Linked DNA regions of Homo sapiens: region 2 is linked to region 1. The links are chromatin contacts, found by Hi-C in ENCODE. All regions are on one chromosome and are shown on one strand. The core of a region is the stretch at or near the end of the contact, and the rest is flanking DNA. Distances in the headings are between cores, read along the strand shown. Region 1 overlaps GRIK4 (glutamate ionotropic receptor kainate type subunit 4). Region 2 overlaps GRIK4 (glutamate ionotropic receptor kainate type subunit 4).

Region 1 (4,385 bases), core at 1,414-3,913:
CGGCTCTGCTCTCCCTCCTTTCTGCTTCTTCTCTCTGTGTCCCCTTTCCGGCCGGGTGCTCATCTGCCATTCCCCGCTGCCTTTGCTCTGACCTCCCTCTTTTCCTTCTTTCCCTCTTTCCTTACTGCCTTGACCAACCACCATAGGAAACTTAAGTCACTCTGTCGCCCAGGCTGGGGTGCAGTGGTGCAATCTTGGCTCACTGCAACCTCCACCTCCTGGTTCAAGCAATTCTCCCGCCTCAGCCTCCCGAGTAGCTGGGACTACAGGTGCATGCCACCATGCCCGGCTAATTTTTGTAGTTTTAGTAGAGACGGGGTTTTACCATGTTGGCCTCTAACTCCTGGCCTCAAGTGATCCACCTACCTTAGCCTCCCAAAGTGCTCAGATTACAGGCGTGAGCCACCGCGCCCGGCCTTAAGTCTTATTTTTACATGTTTATTTAAAATGAGGCGCATGATTGCTAGTCTATAATTTTCATACCAGGTGCGTTTCATCTTCTCTAGGTCTCTCTTAAATCTCTTAAATCTGCACCCCATCCCCCCAAGATAATCAAATACATGAAGGTGTCTTTATTTCTGTGTAGCTTTCTATACTTTCCTTTCCTGGAGCAGCAGGCAGGGAGAGAAGCTGAAGGGCAGAAGGTGAGGTGGGAGCTGTTTCACAGCCCTGGAAGAAAGAAATGAGGATCTACGCTAATGGAGGAAGAGGAAGAACAGGTTGAGAGCAATTCCCAAGGTGCTCTAGAGAATGCCCAGACTCCGCGGCAGGGTACGAGATGAAGTGTCTGTCTTGCAATTGTGTCTTGCAGAGGACTTCACCCACTTTCTTCCCTCGGTGCCAGCTGACTCTGGGCAGGGTGCTGAGAGAACAAGGGGTGGCCAGCAAGGAGGGGCAAGCAGGACAGCCCTCTAGGAGCACCTACAGCTACTCAGAGTAGAGAGTGGCTATGGGACAAGGAGGAGGCCAAAGGGGATGGGATAGCCACCAAAGAAAAATTCAGCTAGAGCCTAGCTTTGGGGCCAGGACCTCTACATCTGGTTACAGGGAGGGGGCACCAATGGAGGTCCCAACACTACTCAGATATTTCTGCCCCATGGGGCCCCATGGGGAAGGTCCAGCAAGGCCTAGACAGTCCGCTCTTGAGCTCTCTATTGGGGTGGCCCCTGCCAAACCCCAAGGGGACCTCAAGAGCCCTTGGTGAGAGGTTAAAGTAGTGTGATGAGATGTTTAGATTTCAACATAATTATTGCTATAACAGTTTAATCACTTAAAAACACTATCTTGTGTTACTCTAATGAAGAGAGAGGCTCTTTTCCATATTGTTTATGCCATCTGTGAGCAATTTTCACATTAGCCTCTTAGAATGGCAAAATGAAGTCCAGGCAGTGATGGAGAGAGGCAGGGCGGAAAGGGGAGGAGGAAGAGGGAGAGGGAGGAGGAAGAGGGAAGGGGGAGGAAGAAGAGTAAGGGGGAAGAGGAGGAGGAGGAGGAACGGGGAGGGCCCAGAGAGAAGCAGGGTGCCACGGAGGGCAGCAGGAGCTCTGAGGGCCCCTGGATGGGACGCAGGCTGCATGGTGCAGGCCCCATGTGTGCAGACCCCATCCTGCCACCATGGAGGAGCCAGTGGATGAACACGTGACCCTGCCTTTGAGGGTACCTCACTTTCTGATGGGAAGGAATTTCCTAAATTTATGAAGAAAGTAAAGAAAGACAAAATAGCCCAGGACAGTGATTTTCAAACTATGGGTCACAACCCATAAGTAGGTCCGTGAAATCAATTTAGTAGATTGTAATCAGTGTTTTTCTTTAATGAAATAGAAGAGAATGGAAAATAACAGAAATGTCATTTCCTACTGAAAGAAATCAGGGTGACTTGGAGGAATTCCTGGTTGGGGGTCAGGAACACACAAGCCTGTGACATCTTGTGTCAGAGAGCATGGGCTTGTTCACAGACCGATGGGGTCACACCTAAAGAGTACAGGGGGCCGGGTGCGGTGGTTCACACCTGTAATCCCAGTACTTTGGGAGTCCAAGGCGGGAGGATCACTTGAGCCCAGGAGGCCAAGACCAGCCTGGCAAACATAACAAGACCCCATACTCTACAAAAAAATAAAAATAAAAAATTAGCTGAGTGTAGCCCCAGCTACTTGGAGGCTGAGCGGGGAGGATCACCTGAGCCCAGGAGAATGAGGGTGCAGTGAGCTATGATCACACCACTGCACTCCAGCCTGGGCAACAGAGCAAGACCCTGTCTGAAAAATAAAATAAAATTTAAAAGAGTACAGGGGCTGGCTCCAAGGGGTTCCCACAGGCCAAAGATGGGACAATTTGAGATGCAAAAAGAATAGTTAGGAGAACTGACTGAAATACACTGAATCTGTAAAAATTCACAAGTCCATAAATGTAGTGGGTTAAAAGGCGACCCACATGACCTAACTCCCAGAACCTCTGGATGTTACCTTGCATGGCAAAAGATGTGATTAAGTCAAAGGATCCTGAGAGGAGGAGCACACTGGGTTATCAGGGGGGCCCTAAGTAAACCACATGTATCCGTAGGACAGACACACAGAGAAGAGGAGGGGGCAGCGTGACCACAGAGGCAGAGACTGCAGCAAAGACCAGCTAAAGCCACCAGATGCTGCAAGAGGCACAGAACGCATTCTCCCTAGGGCCTTTGGCGGGAGCACAGCCCTGCTGACAACTTGATTGCAGACTTCTGGCCTCCAGAATTGTGAAAGAATAAATGTCTGCTGTTTTAAGCCACTTGGCTTCCGGTCATTTGTTACCACAGCCACAGGAAACTAATACAATAATGACACTCCCAAAAGAGAAAGCCAAAAGCAAAGAAAATAAGAACTATCAGGGCATGCAGTACAAAGTATTTCCATTTGATATGCATATATCTGTGGACAATCAGGGTTAGGCTTGGAAAAGTATTTCTTGCTGTGAGTCTTGCTCAAAAACATGAGAAAAGTCTGCCCAGTGGTTAAAGGCATGGCTTTGAAGTCAAACTACCCAGATAAGTGTCTCACTTCTGCCCCCTAAAGGCAGTGTGACCTGGGGCAAGTCACTTACCCTCTCTAAGCCTCCTGTCTGTGTCTGAAAAATGGGGGTAGTAATAGTACCTAGTTCATGGGGTTGTTGTGAAAATTAAATGTACCACATCCCAGTGTTGGTGGTGGTTGCACATTTGTCACAGTTAAAAATAATAATAAGGCCGGGGGCGGTGCTTCACGCCTGTAATCCCAGCACTTTGGGAGGCCGAGGTGGGTGGATCACCTGAGGTCAGGAGTTTGAGATCAGCCTGGCCAACATGGCAAAACTCCGTCTCTACTAAAAATACAAAAATTAACTGGGTGTGGTGGCGGGGGCCTGTAGTCACAGCTACTCGGGAGGCTGAGGCAGGAGAATCGCTTGAACCCAGGAGGTGGAGGTTGCAATGAGCTGAGATTGCACCACCGGACTCCAGCTTGGGCGACAGAGTGAGACTCTGTCTCAAAAAAACAAAAATTAAAACAATAATAATAATAATAAATGACATATATAAAGACAAGCACAAGCTATACCCCATACCCATGTTAATCATTACAAAGACCCCCTTGTACTGCCGCTGCAGCTGAGAAGTCTCTACGGATGACAGTATGTCAAAACTGACTAAAATCATGCAATTAAGTGCCTTCACTTTAGAAAGGAAGAAAATAAGGCCCAAAGAACTGTGACTTGGCAAGTTTACATAGTTAGTACATGCTTGAGATAAGACTAGACTCCATCTTGGAACTCCCAGTCTAAGGTGAAAGCACACTAACCCAACTCCCATAGTCTTTCATAAGCCCCTGAGGATGCCAGGACCTTCACTCTTTCTGGCTCCTGATGGCCCAGACCCTCCCTTGCCTCACTGCCAGGGCTCTGGGGAAGTCTTCTTTGTGTCTACCTCACAGAAAATCCCTTAGCTGCAAGTTGATGAGCTGGGAGGGGGTTTCTGTTACAACGAGTTTCCTTGCACTAAACAAGCTTACACTATCCTATTATTACCTGTTCAAATGATTTAGATATTTCTCCCTGACAGCTCCAAGTGCCTGATTCCCTGATCTTCTCTAGCAGGGGGCCTTGCAGGCCTTCAAACACTCAGCTGATTGGAGAAAATGGACTGTGTGAAAGGCTTAACTAAGGAGAAGGTTGTCAAGATCATCCACCGACCCTGCAGACTCACCGTGCCCACCCCAAGCAGCCTTCCTGACCTTACCCAAGACTCAGCATGAACGTGTTCCTTTCTTACTTCACAGAGGCTTTGAGCTTGGGGTTTGTGTGTGACAAGCTGTGACCAGGGTACACGAGTCTTTGTTCTCAGCACTGAACCACCCATCCCCGAAGATTAAATAATG
Region 2 (4,536 bases), core at 1,514-4,013, 81 kb before region 1:
AGAATTACAGGCAGAGATCAGGGTCAGTCCTAGAACCCACAGCCCCTTCCTAGGAGAGCCATGGACTTCAGGACAGACCATCAAACTCCTGCAAATAGGCAGGAAGAGGTTCCTGTGTCTCTCCTGAGCTGACATCCAATGGACTTGGTCATGGTGGCTGTCCAGGGTCCCTGGAACTCTAGAAAGCTCAAGAGCAGGCCCGATGCTGGAAAGCAGTCTTCTAGTGTTTAGGGTGATATGCCGGAGTGGAATGTCCTGGAAGCCTCACCAGAGCTAAAGGAGAATGTCAGACAGGAGCCTGAGATGCTGGGGCCTCCAGAAAATCCCAGAGAATCCACGAACACTACTAGAGCTAATAAACAAATTCTGCAAATTTGCGGGATATGAGATCAATGTGCCAAAATCAGTTGAGTTTCTAGATACCAGCAACGGACAATCTGAAAAAGAAATTAAGAAATATTTCCATTTACGATAGCGTTAAAAAGAACAAAATACCTAGGAATAAATTTAACTAAGGAGGTAAAAGACTTGTACACTAAGAACTACAAAATATTGCTGAAAGAAATTAAAGACGACTCAATTAAATGAAAAGACATTTCGTTTTCATGGATTGGAAGACTTAATATTGTTTTGATGGCGATACTCCCCAAAGCGATCTACAGATTCCATGCAATCCTTATCAAAATTCTAGTGGCTTTTTATAGAAATGGAAAAGCTGGGCGAGGTGCAGTGGCTCACACCTGTAATCCCAACAATTTGGGAGTCCAAGGTGGGCAAATCACCTGAGGTCAGGAGTTCGAGACCAGCCTGGCCAACATGGTGAAACCTTGTCTCTACTAAAAATACAAAAATTAGCTGGGCAAGGTGGCAGGCACCTGTAATCCCAGCTACCTGGGAGGCTGAGGCAGAAAAACTGCCTGAACCCAGGAGGCAGTAGTGAGCCGAGATTGTGCCACTGCACTCCAGCCTGCAAGACAACAGTGAAACTCCATCTCAAAAAAAAAAAAAAAAGAAAAGAAAGAAATGGAAAAGCTGATTCTCAAACTCATATACAATTGCAAGGGACTCTATGAACAGCCAAAACAACATTGAAAAAGACAAACAAAACTGGAGGATTCACAGTACCTGATTTCAAAACTAACTACAAAGCTACAGTAATCAAAACAGTGTGTTATTGGCATAGGATAGTCATACAGTCAATGGAATAGAATTGAGAGTCCAGAAAAAACTGAAACATCTATGGCCAATTAATCTTTGGCAAGAGTGCTAAGACTATTCACTAGGGAAAGAACAGTCTATTCAACAAATGGTTCTGGGACAACTGGAAAACCACATGCCACCTGTTTTTGTAAAGTACATTTTTTGGAACATAGACCTGCTCATTTGTTTATATGTTGTTTGTGACTCCATTTGAGCTAGAATGGCAGAGGTTAATAATCTCAACAGAGATACTATAGTATACAAGTCTAAAGTACCTACTCTTTGGTCCTTTACAAAAAAAAAAAAAAGTTTGCAGAGTTATGTTGTACAATATTGCTTCCCATGCCCCACCTGTGTTCATTCCTTCATCTGACATTTACCGACCACATACCATGCCCCAGCCCTGTTCTAGACACAACAGCAAGCAAAAATGTCTATCCTCACAGAGCTTACATTCTAGTAGAGGAATTATCTATGACAGCCCTGCAATCTAAAGAATTTAAATGGCCACTTGAGAAACAGAAGGAATGAGACTGTAAATTACGTGCAGGCTTCGAAGCTGAGATAGAGGCTGTGACTGCTCTAAGCTTGGGCACTCCCAAATGTTCCCTGTTGGCCCTGGGTCATGTCTCATTCAGCTGCATCTCCTGAGCTGCGACCAGAGGTATCCAGCAAGCAATAAATCCAATAGCTCTTCCTAAGAACCTAATATGCTCAGGGCACTGTGTGAGTGCTATGGAGGACAACAGTGAGTAAAATACAATCCCCATTTGCCATAAGACCACAGTCTAGTGAAGAATAAACCGCATATATATCATCATAAGAAAAGTAAAGAAACATTAACACTTAATAAATAAGCACCTACTATGTGCCAGGCACTGTGCAAAAACTTCTATGGTTATTATCTCATTTGACCCTCACGAGAACACAAGAAATACACTGCTTTTGATAGATGAACAAATTGACAGATGAGCAAATTGGGTTTCAAAGAGTTTCGTTTTTCGCCTTTGGCAACAAAGCTAGTGAACGGAAACTCAGAAATCTAAACTAAAACTATGTGGTTCTAAGTTTAGCCATTCAGTTATTAAACAGACATCTGTTGAGGTCCCACAATTTTGTAAGCATCATTCTTGGCTTTAGTGCTACCAAAGATGATCAAGACGAGTGCTCTTTATACCACCCCATCCTGTACCTACCATGTATAGGAAACAGGACATAATTCACCTGCCTCCAGGAGTTTATAAAGAGATTCAGAAAGCAGCACACAGACACAACCGAAATAGTAATGGTAATAATAGGTACAATCTAAGTGTCCAAAAACAAGTTTAAGTAACAGTATTTCAAAGGAATTTAAATGATTTGCTGCTCAGGAGATACGGCTGAGTGGACAGGGGAAGTTTCATGAAGGAAATTGACAGACGGTAGGATTTATAAGTGGTACATATACTAGATATACCCTCCTGTCCTCACCCTTACTCCTGGGTCCTCACCCTTACTCCTGTAAGCCCAACCTTACAGCCTGGGTTGGGCTGACAGTGGAAGAAACAGGCTTCAGGAGACTTTAGAGAGCTTGTAAACTGGCTAATAAACCCTAGAACTTTAGACCACGCCTAGGTCACATACATTATCTCCTTCTCCAAATCCACCCTCCAAGACTCATCACCTCAAGCCAATCCAGCCCCCTTTAGAACATTATGCTACCTTCTTGGGAAGCAGAGGGTAGGTTGAAAGACCCCAGGCCTTGGATCAGAACACCCAGGTTTAAATCTAGTGTAAATATGACCACTTAGAATTGTTCTGTCCATTAAGGTAGCCACTTGCCACAGATGGCTCTTTATATTTAAATTTAGATGAATTTAAGTCAAATGCAATTTAAAAACTAGCCAAAAAGTCACATTTCAAGTGCTCAGTAGCCACAGGTAGCCCACAGATTCAATGCTGGACAAAGCAGATACAGAACATTGCCATCATCGAGAAAGTTCTATTGACCAACACTGATTTCAAAGCCTCTGAACTAAAGGCAGCTATGTTGCTTTTTTGCACCTCATTTTCTTCATCTTAAATTGGGCAAAGCACTACAAATACTCCCCTAAAAGGACTTATGGAAATAAAACAAGACAGTGAACTTAAAAGTGTGCTGGTAACTTCCTTTTTTCTTTTCGATACAAATACATCTTCCTTCCTGCTTTCTGCAGGGCTGAAGCCTCAAGCTCTACTCAGATAGAAACGTCCTCAGGCCATGACCCATGGGATATTGTTTTAATGTGGAGCATTAAAAACAAAGTGAAACAAAAATCTCCAGAGCAGTGAGCCCACCTGTCAGTCCTCGTCTCCCTGGGCCTCTCAAGAGGTTTGTGACACTGATCACTTCTTCCCTTGGCTTCCAGGAGACCATGCTGACCCAGCTTTCCTCCTGCCCCTTGGTTGCTGCTTCTCATCCTCCTCTATGGGCTCCTCTGCATCCCTCTGACCTCTTCAGTTCAAAGCACCCCCGAGCTCTGTCCTTGTCCTCTTCTCTGTCTGTACAAACCCAGTCTCGTGGCTTTAAGTACAATCTGTATATTGATTACTCCCAAATTTACGTTTCCAGTAGAATTCTGTCACTTGAACTCTAGACTCACATTCTAGCTGCCACCCTGCATCTCCACAGGTTGTCTAACAGGCATCTCACATTTGGCATACCAAGATTCGGCTCAGACACCTCTTACCCCTAAACCAGCCCAACCTCCTTCCCTACTGCAGCAAATGCCAACTCTACCCTCGTAAGTACCAAGGTAAAAACCTTGGAGTCGCCAGGCGCAGTGGCTCACGCCTGTAATCCCAGCACTTTGGGAGGCCGAGGCCTGCGGATCACAAGGTGAAGAGATCGAGGCCATCCTGGCCAACATGGTGAAACCCCATCTCTACTAAAAATACAAAAATTAGCCAGGCGTGGTGGCGTGCACCTGTAGTCCCAGCTACTCGGGTGGCTGAGGCAAGACAATTGCTTGAACCTGGGAGGCAGAGATTGCAGTGAGCCGGTATCGCACCACTGCACTCCAGCCTGGCAACAGAGTGAAGCTCCATCTCAAAAAAAAAAAAAAAAAAAAAAAGCTTGGAATCACCCTTGATCTGTCTCTCTTACACATACACATCTCATATCCAGACCATCAAGAAATTCTGTTGGCTTTACCTTCAAAATCTATCCAGAATTCCAACCTTTCTTACCACCTTTACTGCTGCATCCTGGACAAGCCAGCAACCTCTCTCACCTGGATTACTGCAAGAGCCTCCTAAATGGATCTCCCTTCAGCCTATTCTCAATGCAGCAACTGGAGTGATCCCTTTAAAATCTAA

What was found. Hi-C counts contacts between places; a loop is a spot of excess contacts on that map. Pooled maps may share reads with other maps.
Region 2: a loop to region 1 is called in a pooled map, with 6 times the contacts of the local background. The contact joins two enhancer-like sites. A Hi-C loop is called at or near these places in 2 of 168 maps with a recorded cell type or tissue (GM12878 and endothelial cell of hepatic sinusoid), 26 of 37 single-sample maps with no recorded cell type and 5 of 50 pooled maps.

The regions. Positions count from the first base shown.
Region 1 is chr11:120,621,034-120,625,418 of GRCh38, reverse strand. All of the region lies in intron 1 of GRIK4 (glutamate ionotropic receptor kainate type subunit 4), which reads right to left. Among named protein-coding and RNA genes, the nearest start is that of GRIK4, 110 kb to the right of the region's middle. Within about 2 kb of position 2,663, at least 2 of the 41 ENCODE cell types and tissues checked have a DNase peak (open chromatin) inside an H3K27ac peak, as active enhancers do.
Region 2 is chr11:120,701,708-120,706,243 of GRCh38, reverse strand. All of the region lies in intron 3 of GRIK4 (glutamate ionotropic receptor kainate type subunit 4), which reads right to left. Among named protein-coding and RNA genes, the nearest start is that of GRIK4, 190 kb to the right of the region's middle. Within about 2 kb of position 2,763, at least 3 of the 41 ENCODE cell types and tissues checked have a DNase peak (open chromatin) inside an H3K27ac peak, as active enhancers do.